2 separate regions of the Mus musculus genome follow, and region 2 is linked to region 1. Evidence: chromatin contacts called from ENCODE POLR2A ChIA-PET data. All regions are on one chromosome and are shown on one strand. The core of a region is the stretch at or near the end of the contact, and the rest is flanking DNA. Distances in the headings are between cores, read along the strand shown.

The links. ChIA-PET counts read pairs that join two places held with the same protein, here RNA polymerase II (POLR2A).
Region 2: POLR2A ChIA-PET joins it to region 1 with 16 read pairs in embryonic stem cell. The contact joins the enhancer-like site here to the promoter of Tspan9 in region 1. POLR2A ChIA-PET finds 5 or more read pairs at or near these places in 2 of 5 experiments (Patski and embryonic stem cell).

Annotation. Positions count from the first base shown.
Region 1 is chr6:128,031,065-128,037,386 of GRCm38, reverse strand. Tspan9 (tetraspanin 9) reads left to right here and starts at 2,325. Exons shown (of 7, transcript NM_001379136.1): 1 at 2,325-3,221. The coding sequence starts at 2,886.
Region 2 is chr6:128,197,708-128,204,029 of GRCm38, reverse strand. It overlaps the pseudogene Gm4691. Among named protein-coding and RNA genes, the nearest start is that of 9330102E08Rik, 17 kb to the right of the region's middle. Within about 2 kb of position 3,374, at least 1 of the 3 ENCODE cell types and tissues checked has a DNase peak (open chromatin) inside an H3K27ac peak, as active enhancers do.

The DNA.
Region 1 (6,322 bases), core at 1,076-3,575:
TAGACTGGAAGACTGCCAAGGGCATCAAGTGTTTAAGATCCAAGAGAGGAGGGCACATGGGCTTGGAAAGCACACCCAAACCTACCGTTTCCTTTTCCCTAAAACAGAACGGTCACCACACCTATGTGGTAGGGTCAGCCTGGTGGATGTAAGGGCTGATGAACTGCATTTTCTCTTATTAGTCTGATTGTGACTCAGCCAGGTGTCGCAGTGAGACTTCACTGTAGCTTTGACAAGGGTGACTAGGGGAAGCAGGGCCGTGACACTGGGCAGCCTTCTTCTCTTGCCTGCCTGTTACCGCCTGACTTTCTGGTCCCAAGCCCTGGAGGTACACATTCATTTCTAATCAGACACAATGATGGGGCAGACCAGGGACCAGGGGAGACTGGTGTGACCGATGCAGGTGTGAGCTAGGGAGAAGAGATGGGAAAAGACTAATCAGGCAGGGGCTAGCATGGGGACCCTTGGGGACACGTCATTCCTTCCGAGATATAACGGTACCATCTTGTGTTCAGAGCCTGTTTGCTCTGACTGGTCTCGCCCCTGTCGGTTCACTCCACATATAAGACACCTGGGTATTCCTGAACTCCACACTGACAGGAGGAATGGTGGCCAGCCAGGGGACAGCAGCTCTCCTGACTCTAGTCCAGCTGGGGGGTGCCCCCACCGGAAGTAACGTTCTAAGACAGAAGTGGTAACCTTGTATCCTGGAGCAGGCAGGTGAGGCTGAAGAGGACAGGAGGTGTTAGATGTCCTGGTCAAAGAGCTCAGCACTCTCACGGGAGCCAGCTAGACATTTGCTTCTTTTTTCTTTTGTCTTTGTTTTTTTTTTTTTTTTCAGACAGTATCTCAGGACCATTGGTCCCCAAAGGAGAGACCCAGTGGTGGTTGTTCACACAGAGCTTTGCTTCTGAGTTCAGAAGGGACCCAGAAGAGTCAAAACAGATCTCAGAGTTATCACCTCTAGGGTGGTGGTGGGGCAAAGTGAAGGTGAATTCCCCCTAGTTGGAATCACTGCCCCCACCCCCCACCCCTCGGGGCATAGCCACAACCATCTGAGTCTATCTGTGCCTCCAGTAACTTCCTGTCCTAACTAGATTTTGTGCTGCCCAAAGGGCAGGCAGTAGTACTATGGTGTTTCCTCAAGGGCTCCCCCTTGGGGCTCAGGATAGAGGGTTGGGGGTTGCAGAGTAGACTCCATCTAGCCGTCCCTATGGAGTACCTTCCAGAGGCTGAGCTCCTTGTTAGCTGCTGGGAGCCTGGTAAAACTTAGCTCCCACACTGACTCACTGCACAAAGGAGAGACTCAGTGTCTAACCCCCGCACCCCCACCCCACTCAGTCTTCTAGTTTTTATCATTTGCAAACCGTGGTGGCCCCAGGTCAGCAATGCAGACTTCTGCATATAAGCCCAGAGGAGGCTGTCTTCATTGCAGCGCTTCACAAGAGGATGAAGGGCTGTTTTTGGATGTTCCTCTGGCAGGCACATACCTCCTGTCTTTTCTCTGACCTCGGCTCCGAGAGGACTCGGGTGTGACCAAAAAAGCATTGCTACCTTGCTCTTCTGCTGGCAAAAAGCAGTGCCCCACTTGAGCCGCCTGCCCCTTGCAGCCCGCCGTCCCACTCGGGAACGCGGAGGCGGGGGCTTGCGCAGCTGCAGGAGTCTCTCGGAGCCGCGCGTGCGTGTGCGCGTGGAGGGGGCAGGGAGGGCGGCGCGCCCCGCGGAGGCCTGAGGGCGCTTTCCTACACCTTGCGTCTCTGCTGCGGCCCCTCTACCAGTGCGCAGTAGCCATTCTCACGTGTGCAAAAGCGTGGTGTGTGTGTGTGTGTGTGTGTGTGTGTGTGTGTGTGTGTGTGTGTGTGTGTGTGTGTGTGTGTGTGTAAAGGTACTGCTTGGGACCATGTGCCCCAGGCTAGACAGGCCCGACGTTCCTAGGGGGCGGAGGCCAGCCTAGTAGTGGCCACCGTTTCTTTCCCTTCCAGCCTTTCCCCCCAGACCTATCCTCTGGCTTCCTAGGGTTCTTGGTGTCTCCAGTTCTCCCCCTCCTCTAGTCGCGGCCCTTGCTGGGGCAAGAAACCAGTGCTTTCCCATGGAGGTGTTAGTTCATTCCTAGCCACTGAGCGAGCCCTTGACATTTAGAAGGGTTCTGGGCACACTAGTTTAGGCACACAAGCAGACCGCTAATCCTATTAAAGATATTGTGTCATTGGGGAGGGGGGTAGCTCCCCTACCGGAGCCAGGCAGACCTTGAGCCCATTGGTCGGATGCAAAGCAGGGGGCGGGGCCCAGAGCCCGGGGAAGGGGCTCTAGGCGATTTCAGAGTCGAGAGTCAGGGCTGGAATTTCGCAGGGCAAGCCCAGCGGTTGCAGCTGCAGCGGATCCGAGGCTCTCTGCCCGCGGCGCACCCGGGCAGCCCAGGGCCGGCAGCGGCTCCGCAAAGTCGCGGAGCAAGGGAGGCCGAGCGCCCGCAAAGTGGTGGGGCTCCGGGTTGGAAGAGGCGTGCCTGCGGAGCTTGGATCCCAGCGCCCTTTCGCCTCGAGTGCTGCGTCCGGTCGGTGGTGCAGCCGCCCGGGAAAGAGCAGTCAAATTGCAGCCTCCCTAAAGAAGCCTAGTTACGCAGGCGAGCCGGCTCCCCAAGCGTGCTTATAACAGTGCCGCAGAGCCCTCCCGGGCCAGCGGGCTAAGGCTGGGAGCGGGGCGCCGTCCCAGAGGCAGTGAACCCCCGGCAGTTGGTTGCTCCGCTATTGCTCGCGGGTGCAGAGAGGGGGCGTGCGAAGCTCCAACAGCCAGCTTGCTCAGAACCCGTGCCCGACCGGGGTGCCCCCTCCGTCCCACTCTGGGAGCAATGCCCCCCGCCCCTCGTGCCCCCCGGGAACGAGGCGAGCATGGAGAAGTCGAGTAGCGAGGATTCTTCGATCCACCGGAGTCCATCTTTGGACAGCAAGGACTCGGACTTTGCCAAGCCGTCCACCTCTGGCCGCCCGTTCGGCCGCGGCTTCACGGCTGGCGCCTTCTACGGCACCGCGGGTTCGCGGGGTCAGAGCCGCACGGAGGCCGGCATTAAGACTGACAAGTACAATGCACCCAAAGGCAGCAAGTACGTGGTGTTTTACCTGGACCTGTCCTTTGTGTTCCTCCTAGAATTTAAGAAGTGCAACATGGCCAGGGGCTGTCTCTGCTGCTTGAAGTACACGATGTTCCTCTTCAATTTGATATTCTGGGTAAGTCCTTACTGTTGAGTCTTCCGTTGCTCCTTCTCCTTGCTTTCCACCCTAGGAATATCTTCTACTTCCTCCTCGCTCTACCTTATCTGCCCAAAGGTAAGTGCTTTTAAAAATTGAAGGCACCCTCCCACTCCCTGCATCTTTCTGTTCCCTTTTCCCTCTTCTCCATGGCTGAATGGAGGCTTCAACTTGTCAGTCTTCCAGGAGAGACACGTTCTGCTCCCAGGAAGCTGGAAAGTTTGCCACTGCTTCCTTCTCCCAAAAAAAAGGCACACTGAAGTACCTGCACCAGGGAACCTGCATCATGGGTGTGGGTCAGACGGCACAGCTGTGCCCCTGGGTTGGTGGGGGGCCGTGAGGATGGTTTCTGAGTTTCTTCTATTGCTCCTGGAGGCAGGAGGCCAGTCTGTAGCATTGTGGGGGTGGGGTGGGGGTGTGGAGGTCACAGTCCCCTGCTCATTTACATGGTTCCCAGGAAGAGGAGGAAGCAGCCATACACGATGAGGGACAGGCTGCTGCTTTTGAGGGATTGCTGTGGGCTGGGCAGCCAGCACTTGGCCAGGCCACTCTTTCCCAGGCTCCAGGAGCCTCCAGGATGAGCAAAAAGGACAAAGGGAGATGATTTTTCTAGAGAAAGTGTCAATGGATGGGCTGGCTTGGGAATATCGTCTGTCTCATGTGTGACGCTGGTGACTGTGTGCACAAGTACTTACGAGTTACACAAACTGGATGAAAACTTAATTCATCTCTGCTTCTTTCGTCCTCACTACTGCCTGCCTCCGTCTTTCTTCACCAGAGCTCAGACTACTCAGCACAGATGTTTGGCTCATCCCCAGGCTCCGTCCTGCCACTGGCTGGAGGCCGTCAGCTGCCAAGCATGGTCCAGGAGGAGCCTGGGGGCAGGAGAAAGACATCTCAGCGAGGCTGCATGGCAGTAGTGTGCATCTCCTGTGGAGTGATCCACTTTTAAGAAAAACTTTGGGGGGGTGTATGTGGAGGGGGCCACTTTTCTGGAGAAGGGGAAGGAAGCTCTAGGCTTCGAAGGAAGAAGTGTGAGTCTCCTCTGCCTTCTGTTCTTTGTTAGAGTTTTGTGTGACCTTGAGTGACTCATGCGCCCCTTAAGATTGGGGCTTCTTCTCCATCCAGGCTGTTAGGATGGATGGTCTTCACGGCCCTTACTGCCTTAGCTCTGTGATAGCCTGGGGGTCAAGGAGGCACCTGAGTGCATGGTTTCTTCCCCTATGAGACGGGTCTGAGATGAAGTGGGTGTTTCCATACTCCCGGATGGGATAGTGGGGGTGGGGAGGGGGAGGGGCACTGTGATGATTAGGGTTACCTGTCACGTGGTTGGAGTTGTAGGAAAGCTGGGTCAGAGACTCTGATTCTCTGGTGACGAGAACCATTGGAATGTTAAGAATTACTCTGTCACCGTCTTGTAGCCAGTGCCTTATGCTCTCTCCATTCCTTTGCCAGGATCTGTATCTGCCAAGTACTTGTGTGCGTTTCCCTGGTGTCTCGGTCGACACCAGTGCTGTCATGTTTGCTGTCTGCTCCAACCTTCTCTTTCCTCTTTCATAGTTTCATTCTACCTTTTTGGTTTGCCCCACTGCACATATATTAATTATATGAAGACTCTGTGGGCGTAGATATTTAGAGCCTTTTGACCAGTGACTCGCCCAGCAGCCTGGGCTCCTGGCCATTCTCATCTCGCCGCCTGCTGGCTGAAGTTGGTATAACTGCTTGTGGTGCCTTCTGAATGATTCTAGCTTGGTTTGGGGCAGGGGACCTGTAATATGTTTATAATCAACCAAATGGAGTGAATCACAGTGTGGTGTTACTTGGTCAGGATCCCCAGGTCCCACGTAATGGGGAAGAGAAGTTAGATAGCAAAGCTGCTGATAATAAGGGCCTTCTAGCACCTCAAGCCCTGGTGTGAGGAGTGATTTTATCTTTTCTACAAACATGGCAGCACTTTGTTGACACACATGCCCTTTCCAGTGTGAGGTTAGAAGTTAAAGATCTTACTACCTGCTCCTAATTAGAACTCCCCTGGAAGAGAAGAGAGATGCACTATCCCACTCCCCGACACCCTAATTAATATTTTCAGAATTCTGATGACAAATCACAAACTAGGGCAAGTTGAGTTTCAAAGACACATTTCTTAAATGCCACTACCACATGAGATGCAGAAGTGAGGTGCGGATCTTAGGAAGGATGGGGAATCTAGCAGAAGAGGAATGGTTCCCCATGTACTTGCCAGTGCTTTCTGGGAATTGGAGGGATGTGGGGATGGTGAGTCCTCATGCTGGACTCAGGTGAGGACCTTCTCCAGGCAGGTGCTTCTCAGCTTGATGTAGGGTGGAGCAGGTGAAAATGCTGAAGGAGAGGAGACAGTGTGGTAGGGAGGATGTGCAAGGTTCCTAGGAGGACTTCCTGGGAGGACTCTGATGCTCTGTTGCACAGTGAGTGGGGAGCACAGGAGGAAATGAAGACAGTGGAGGGAGGGAGGGGTCAAACTCAGCCTACTGAGATCAGGAGTTAGGGCATGTAGCCATCACATTTTACTGTCGTGGTCCAGAGAGGCTTTTTCTGAGTCCTGGAGTTGAACTTGACTCTAGTCAGGATCCAGAGCCTGCTGGTCATCTCCCAGACACAGTACCACACCTCCTATATGATGGAGCCTCTGGGGGAGTCCTGGTTCAGTGTGGTTCTGGTGGGCTCACGCTGCAGCCCCCTTGGCTGCCTGCTTCACCACTGGGTGGAACTTTGAGTGCAGTGGCATTGGTGAGGGTCTGGTGACATCACTCTGGGCAGGACTGAGTGGAGCTGGGCTGTTCTTGCTCCTCCCTCTTACGAAGAAAGGGGCAGGTGCCTCTCGGGCTGCTGGGTGCCTGCCTGCTGGTGGGGGTCCAGGTCTGTTCCTGGCATGCTGGCTTCAGTCAGACAGTTCTAGCCTGGTAGGCAGCCCAGTGCACCAGAGGAGCTGGGGGCACCCAGGAGGGCAGCTTTTCTTGGGGCCTGACATAGATGGAGAGAATGAAGCGGGATCTGTGGCCATCCTTGTTTCACGGTCCCTTCCACCCCACCCCATCCCCACC
Region 2 (6,322 bases), core at 2,125-4,624, 170 kb before region 1:
TGCTCATTAATCCTCTCTTTTCTTTCTTTCTCTCTCTTTCTTTCTTTCTTTCTTTCTTTCTTTCTTTCTTTCTTTCTTTCTTTCTTTCTTTCTTTCTTTGATACAGGGTCTATGTACTCCAGGTTGTACTGAAACTTGCTATGTAGCCCAGGCTGGCCTCAAACTCATAGAAATCCCTTTACCTTTGCCTCATGTGTGCTAGGATTAAAGGTGAACTCTAACATGCCCAATGATGCAACATTCTTAATGGACCAGTCAGGCCTGAAACACCCACATTTGACACAATGGAAAAAAGGGATTACTGTTCTAGTTATTATTAACTGTGAAGTCGACACTGCCTAGAGGTGTCAAAAAAAAGAAAGAAAAAGAAAAGAAAAGAAGGTCTCAACTGAGTAATGAGCTGTATAAAGTTGGCCTGTGAGCAGGTATATGAGAGCTTGTCCTCATTATCTTAATTGATACAGAAGAGCTCAGCCCATTGTGGGTGGCAACATCCCTGGGCTGAACAAGGAAGCTAGATGAGCATGGCTGGAACATCTTTCCTCCCTGGGCCTTCCCTCCAGGTTCCTTCATGCCCTGACTTCATTCAAAGATGGTTGTGATCTAGACATATAAGCTAAACACACCTATTCTTCCCTAGGCTGATGTTGGTCAGAGTGTTTTTATCACAGCAACAGAAAGGAAACTAGGACATGTATGTTTAAGGAGAAGTTAGAATAAGGCGGCTCTCTGCTCCTCCCTGTTCCAGAGACAGCCGCATCTTCTTGTGCAGTGCCAGCTTCGTCCCGTAGACAAAATGGTGAAGGTCGGTGTGAACGGATTTGGCCGTATTGGGCGCCTGGTCACCAGGGCTGCCATCTGCAGTGGCAAAGTGGAGATTGTTGCCATCAACGACCCCTTCATTGACCTCAACTACATGGTCTACATGTTCCAGTATGACTCCACTCACGGCAAATTCAATGGCACAGTCAAGGCCGAGAATGGGAAGCTTGTCATCAACGGGAAGCCCATCACCATCTTCCAGGAGCGAGACCCCACTAACATCAAATGGGGTGAGGCCGGTGCTGAGTATGTCGTGGAGTCTACTGGTGTCTTCACCACCATGGAGAAGGCCGGGGCCCACTTGAAGGGTGGAGCCAAAAGGGTCATCATCTCCGCCCCTTCTGCCGATGACCCCATGTTTGTGATGGGTGTGAACCACGAGAAATATGACAACTCACTCAAGATTGTCAGCAATGCATCCTGCACCACCAACTGCTTAGCCCCCCTGGCCAAGGTCATCCATGACAACTTTGGCATTGTGGAAGGGCTCATGACCACGGTCCATGCCATCACTGCCACCCAGAAGACTGTGGATGGCCCCTCTGGAAAGCTGTGGCGTGATGGTCGTGGGGCTGCTCAGAACATCATCCCTGCAATCCACTGGTGCTGCCAAGGCTGTGGGCAAGGTCATCCCAGAGCTGAACGGGAAGCTCACTGGCATGGCCTTCCGTGTTCCTACCCCCAATGTGTCCGTTGTGGATCTGACGTGCCGCCTGGAGAAACCTGTATGTATGGGGAGAGCTGGGCTTGTCTCTGGTGTGACAGTGACTTGGGACAAGGATAGTCATCTTGGGGTTTGTTCTTATCAGGCCAAGTATGATGACATCAAGTAGGTGGTGAAGCAGGCATCTGAGGGCCCACTGAAAGGCATCTTGGGCTACACTGAGGACCAGGTTGTCTCCTGCGACTTCAACAGCAACTCCCACTCTTCCACCTTCGATGCCGGGGCTGGCATTGCTCTCAATGACAACTTTGTCAAGCTCATTTCCTGGTATGACAATGAATACGGCTACAGCAACAGGGTGGTGGACCTCATGGCCTACATGGCCTCCAAGGAGTAAGAAACCCTGGACCACCCACCCCAGCAAGGACACTGAGCAAGAGAGAGGCCCTATCCCAACTCGGCCCCCAACACTGAGCATCTCCCTCACAATTTCCATCTCAGACCCCATAATAACAGGAGGGGCCTAGGGAGCCCTCCCTACTCTCTTGAATACCATCAATAAAGTTCGCTGCACCCCCCAAAAAAAAAAAGAATAAGGCGAAAGTGAAATAGGTTATTAGGTTTCTTTGCACGTTCAAAAAGATAGAACTGACTTACTCTCTCTTTGAAATAATTCTTCCATACCAACTACATTATATAGCATATATTTAAACATATCCAGATAAACAATATCGAGGTTCAAAAACAAGTTTTCAAGTACATCTGTTTTTCTTCAGAGCTGGGACTGAATCCAGGACCTCACTGATGGGGAGCCAGCACTCTGCCAACCTACAATACCAGTAACCACAAAAAACCTTCCAATCACGAAAATGAAAAGATAAAAACAAAATATCAATTCTAGTGGAGGGTAAAGCACGCACTTCAAAGCAGAACATGATTATGATCAGCTGCTTCTAGCTGGTAATCTTCAAAGTAAAAACTTTGGCCCAACAAATCTTTGAGTCTCACTTTCACCTAGCTAGGGCACAGCGCGCCCCCTACTGGGAGTTCCTGACTGAATTAAAAAGCTCACTTTTAATATATACTTGAGGAGTTTAACACCAATGTTTGAAACTTTAAGGGATTTTACAACTCATCGTCGTACAGTTATTTGTTTCTTGTGCCCATAAAGTTCATTTTCAACATTTTCCATCAGAACCATCCTAGCCTCGCAACAAACGTCAGGGCTCTCATATCTCTCTGCTTTTCCACTACCTCTCCCATGATGCCTTCCATTCCCTCCCACCCTAGGTGAGTCTCGACCTGGATGCTGAGAATAAAACCCAGGTCCTCTGCAAGGTTCTTTTAACCACGGAGTCAACTCTCCATCCACCTCCCACACTAGGACCCGCACCTTCCAAATCCCACTGAGGGACTTCAACTATGACCCCCTGAGCCCCCGCGAGTTTCCGTAGCTCGGCTGGGTGGGTGGGAATGTGGTGTGCTCCGGAGGTATAGATCGCTTTGGTCTGCGCCTGCCCGGAGGAGTCGGGAAACAGCAGCCACAGCTCCTACCTTCCCAGCCATGGTCTAGAACGACTAGCTTGGGCACTGGCCACAGACAGAGTCTGGCAGTTCTAAACTCCACCCCAAGCTGACCACTGAATCCCTGGGCTCTGCCTCTCACACTTTGTTAAGTTTATCCTTCAGTTATTGCACCACTCTCGAGCAACAAGCACCGCCCACAGACTGGTGCCTCAGGCCCGGGCTCCGCCTCTTGCCTGCCTACGTTCCGCCCTCGTCCTGTTGCTCCCCACCGGGCTCCGCCTCTCGCGCACCAAGCCCCGCCCTCAGTCTATTTCTCCACATCCGGGCTCTGCCCTCTGGACCCCTGAGCTCCGCCCTCAGCCGCTGGCGTCACACCGAGGCCCCGCCTCCCACGTGCCAGCGCTCCTCTCCCAGCGCTCACCGGTCCTTCCAGCAGTCCTCAGGTTGCACGCGACCGGCAGTGAGCTTCCACTGGGTAGGGGTGGGAAGCCGGTGGCTCCGGGCAGCGGTGATAACCCAGCAAGGAAGCAGAGTCGCATTTCGGAGCGTCCACTCGTAACGCGGCCTCTCGCACACGGAGCTCGTAGTCCAGGGGAGAGGAGGCCAGGGCGGCCCTGGAGAGGTTGTAGGTGCAGCGGATCGGCCGTAGAGACCCCGTCGGACTCAGGAAGGCACTGTCAGCCGCTCGGAGCGGAACCCCTTTCCCAGACAGTAGAGTCACCCCTCCCCCTCCGGGGACCGTTACTGGTCGCCTCCTGAAGGATCAATCTGGGATTGTCCGCTAAAGTGGCCTTAGGCACCGTTAGTCTAGGGCTCGCTGGCTTGTGGCCTCAGAAGGTAATGCTCTGGGGTACCACTTTTATGTAGGGATTGTGCCCGGGGCTGGGGCATGGGCGGGAGCTAACGTCCACAGGCAGTGCCAGCAATATGCCAAATGCACCAAGCACCAAGGCAAAGCCACAAGGCTGTAGATGTCTTCTTTCAGGCAACCCAGTTTTGTGCTAAACCTCAATAGACTTTCTTTTGTCAGGACCATGGCAAAGAGTGGAACACCAGCTATTCAGGATGTAGATGAAAGTCGCTCCCCAAAACTAAGAGTGGTGTGAATTATATTTAGTCCCTGCCTCCAAGGGTTTATTAAGATAATTTAAAATGCCTTTGAGATGACAAAAGTTAAGACTCATCATTTTACTTAGATTTGCCTCCTATGGTTATAATTTTAGGCTCCTTCATAAATCCTACTAACATTTTACTATATATTATTTTTTCATTCATCAATTTCATTTCATCCTCCATTCCCTTCAGTACCACAACAGGACTACTTAATCCTTAGAGGATGTACAGCCAAACAAGGTGACTAGCCATCGGCCAGGAGAGCTTATTAAAAGATTTCATTTCTTGGGCATCCAGGTAACTTATCCACAAAAACTCATTGGTTTTTTAAAAAAAATTATTTATGTGTTTTGGTGTTATGACATATATATGTATGTATGAACCCTTGGAACCCTGAAACAGGAGTTACAGACATGAGCTGCCATGTGGGTGATGGGAATTGAACCCAGGTCCTCTGGAAGAAAAGCCAGTGTTCTTGAGTCATCCTGTTCTGGGATTATTTTTCAAGACATTTCTCATCTGTGCCTTAAAGACTAATAGAACTGTAACTTTTAAGTGTATCTTAAAGGGCATTTTTTTTTTCCTGGAAGAAAGGTTTATTGCATAAGGAAATCAATAGTGTGAAGGTAATTAAAATATTTTTAATTTATGCAAAAGTGTTTCATCTGTATGAAAGTTTTTGTTTGCTGCATCGTAGTAGTCAAGAAGTTCTGGAGAATTTCAGATTTTCAAGATTAGGGACATTTAATCATTTGTTTTTTTTTTAATTTTTTGTTTTCTTTGGAAAGTTTTGGTAGGTTTACTTTCTATTACTTCCACATCTAGGGGGTGGGGTGTGTGTCTCAATATATTGCCTGTACCTGTCTCTAACTCCAAGGCACAAGCAATTCTCCTGCCCAATCATATGCTGGAATTACAGGATTGTGACTTCATAACCTTCTACCTATATTTTGATAAGACATTGGATTTACAGTTTGATAGTGACATGGGATAAGAATTTGGGGACTGTCAAAAAATATATATGAGAACTTAGAAGCCTGGAGAGCAGAGTGTTATGGATTGAATTAGGTTCCTTAAAAACTTATATGTTAGCCTGGTACAGTGCCATATATATCTATAATTCCAGCACTTGCAAGATAGAGGTATGAGAATGACAAATTCAAGGCCATTCTTGCATATATATATATATATATATATATATATATATATATATATATATAGAGAGAGAGAGAGAGAGAGAGAGAAAGAGAGATGGATATAGTGAGTTTGAGGCCTGGCTTGGCTATATGAAACCTTGTTTTATATATATATATACATATATATGTATATATACACATATACATATATATATATATATACACACACACATATATATGTATCAAGAAAAATCCCCAATGATATCATATGGTTGCCCTCCCAGACTAATATAACCATTGTCAAGAAAGTAAAATGGCCCAGGTACAGGGTGTATGTCTGTCATCCCAGAACTCAGTACAGCAGGACAAGAGCCTGGGTTACATAATGGCACTACCTGAAGAAGCAAATGGAAAGACAATACAGAGGGCTGGAGAGATGGCTCCATGGTTCAGAGCTCTTATTATGCCAGGCATGGTATCAACCTTCTTTAACCCTAGTACTCAGGACACAGAGTCAGGCTGATCTCTGTGCGTCCAAGGCCAGTATGTAGAGGGACTTTTTTAACTCCCCCCCCTAAACAACAACAACAACAAGCAGCTCTTGTTGCTTTTGCAGAAGACCTTGGTCCCCAGCACCAAAATGGTAGTTTACAACCTCTTATAACTACAGACGAAGGGGATCTAATCCCTCTTCTGACCTCCATGTGCACCACCACACCTGTGAAATCACATAGATACATGCTGGCAAAACACTTGTACACATTAAATCTTTAAAAGGTTTTCTTTTTTAACGATAATACAGATTGGGAAAACAATTTGCAAGCTCTGTCTCTTACAGTCTGTCTTGAATATATGAATAACTCTAAACTCAACAAAAGACAGCCCTATTTAAAAATGAGAAGCGATGCTAGGCAAGTGGCTAAAGTCTGTATTTCTGGCTACTAGGGAAGTTGAGGCAGGAAGATCACAAGTTCAAGACCTGCCTCAGCAACTTAGTGAGACCCTGTCTCAAATTTTAAAAAGGAAAATGAGGACAGAGGGTATAGCTCTAGTAGAACAC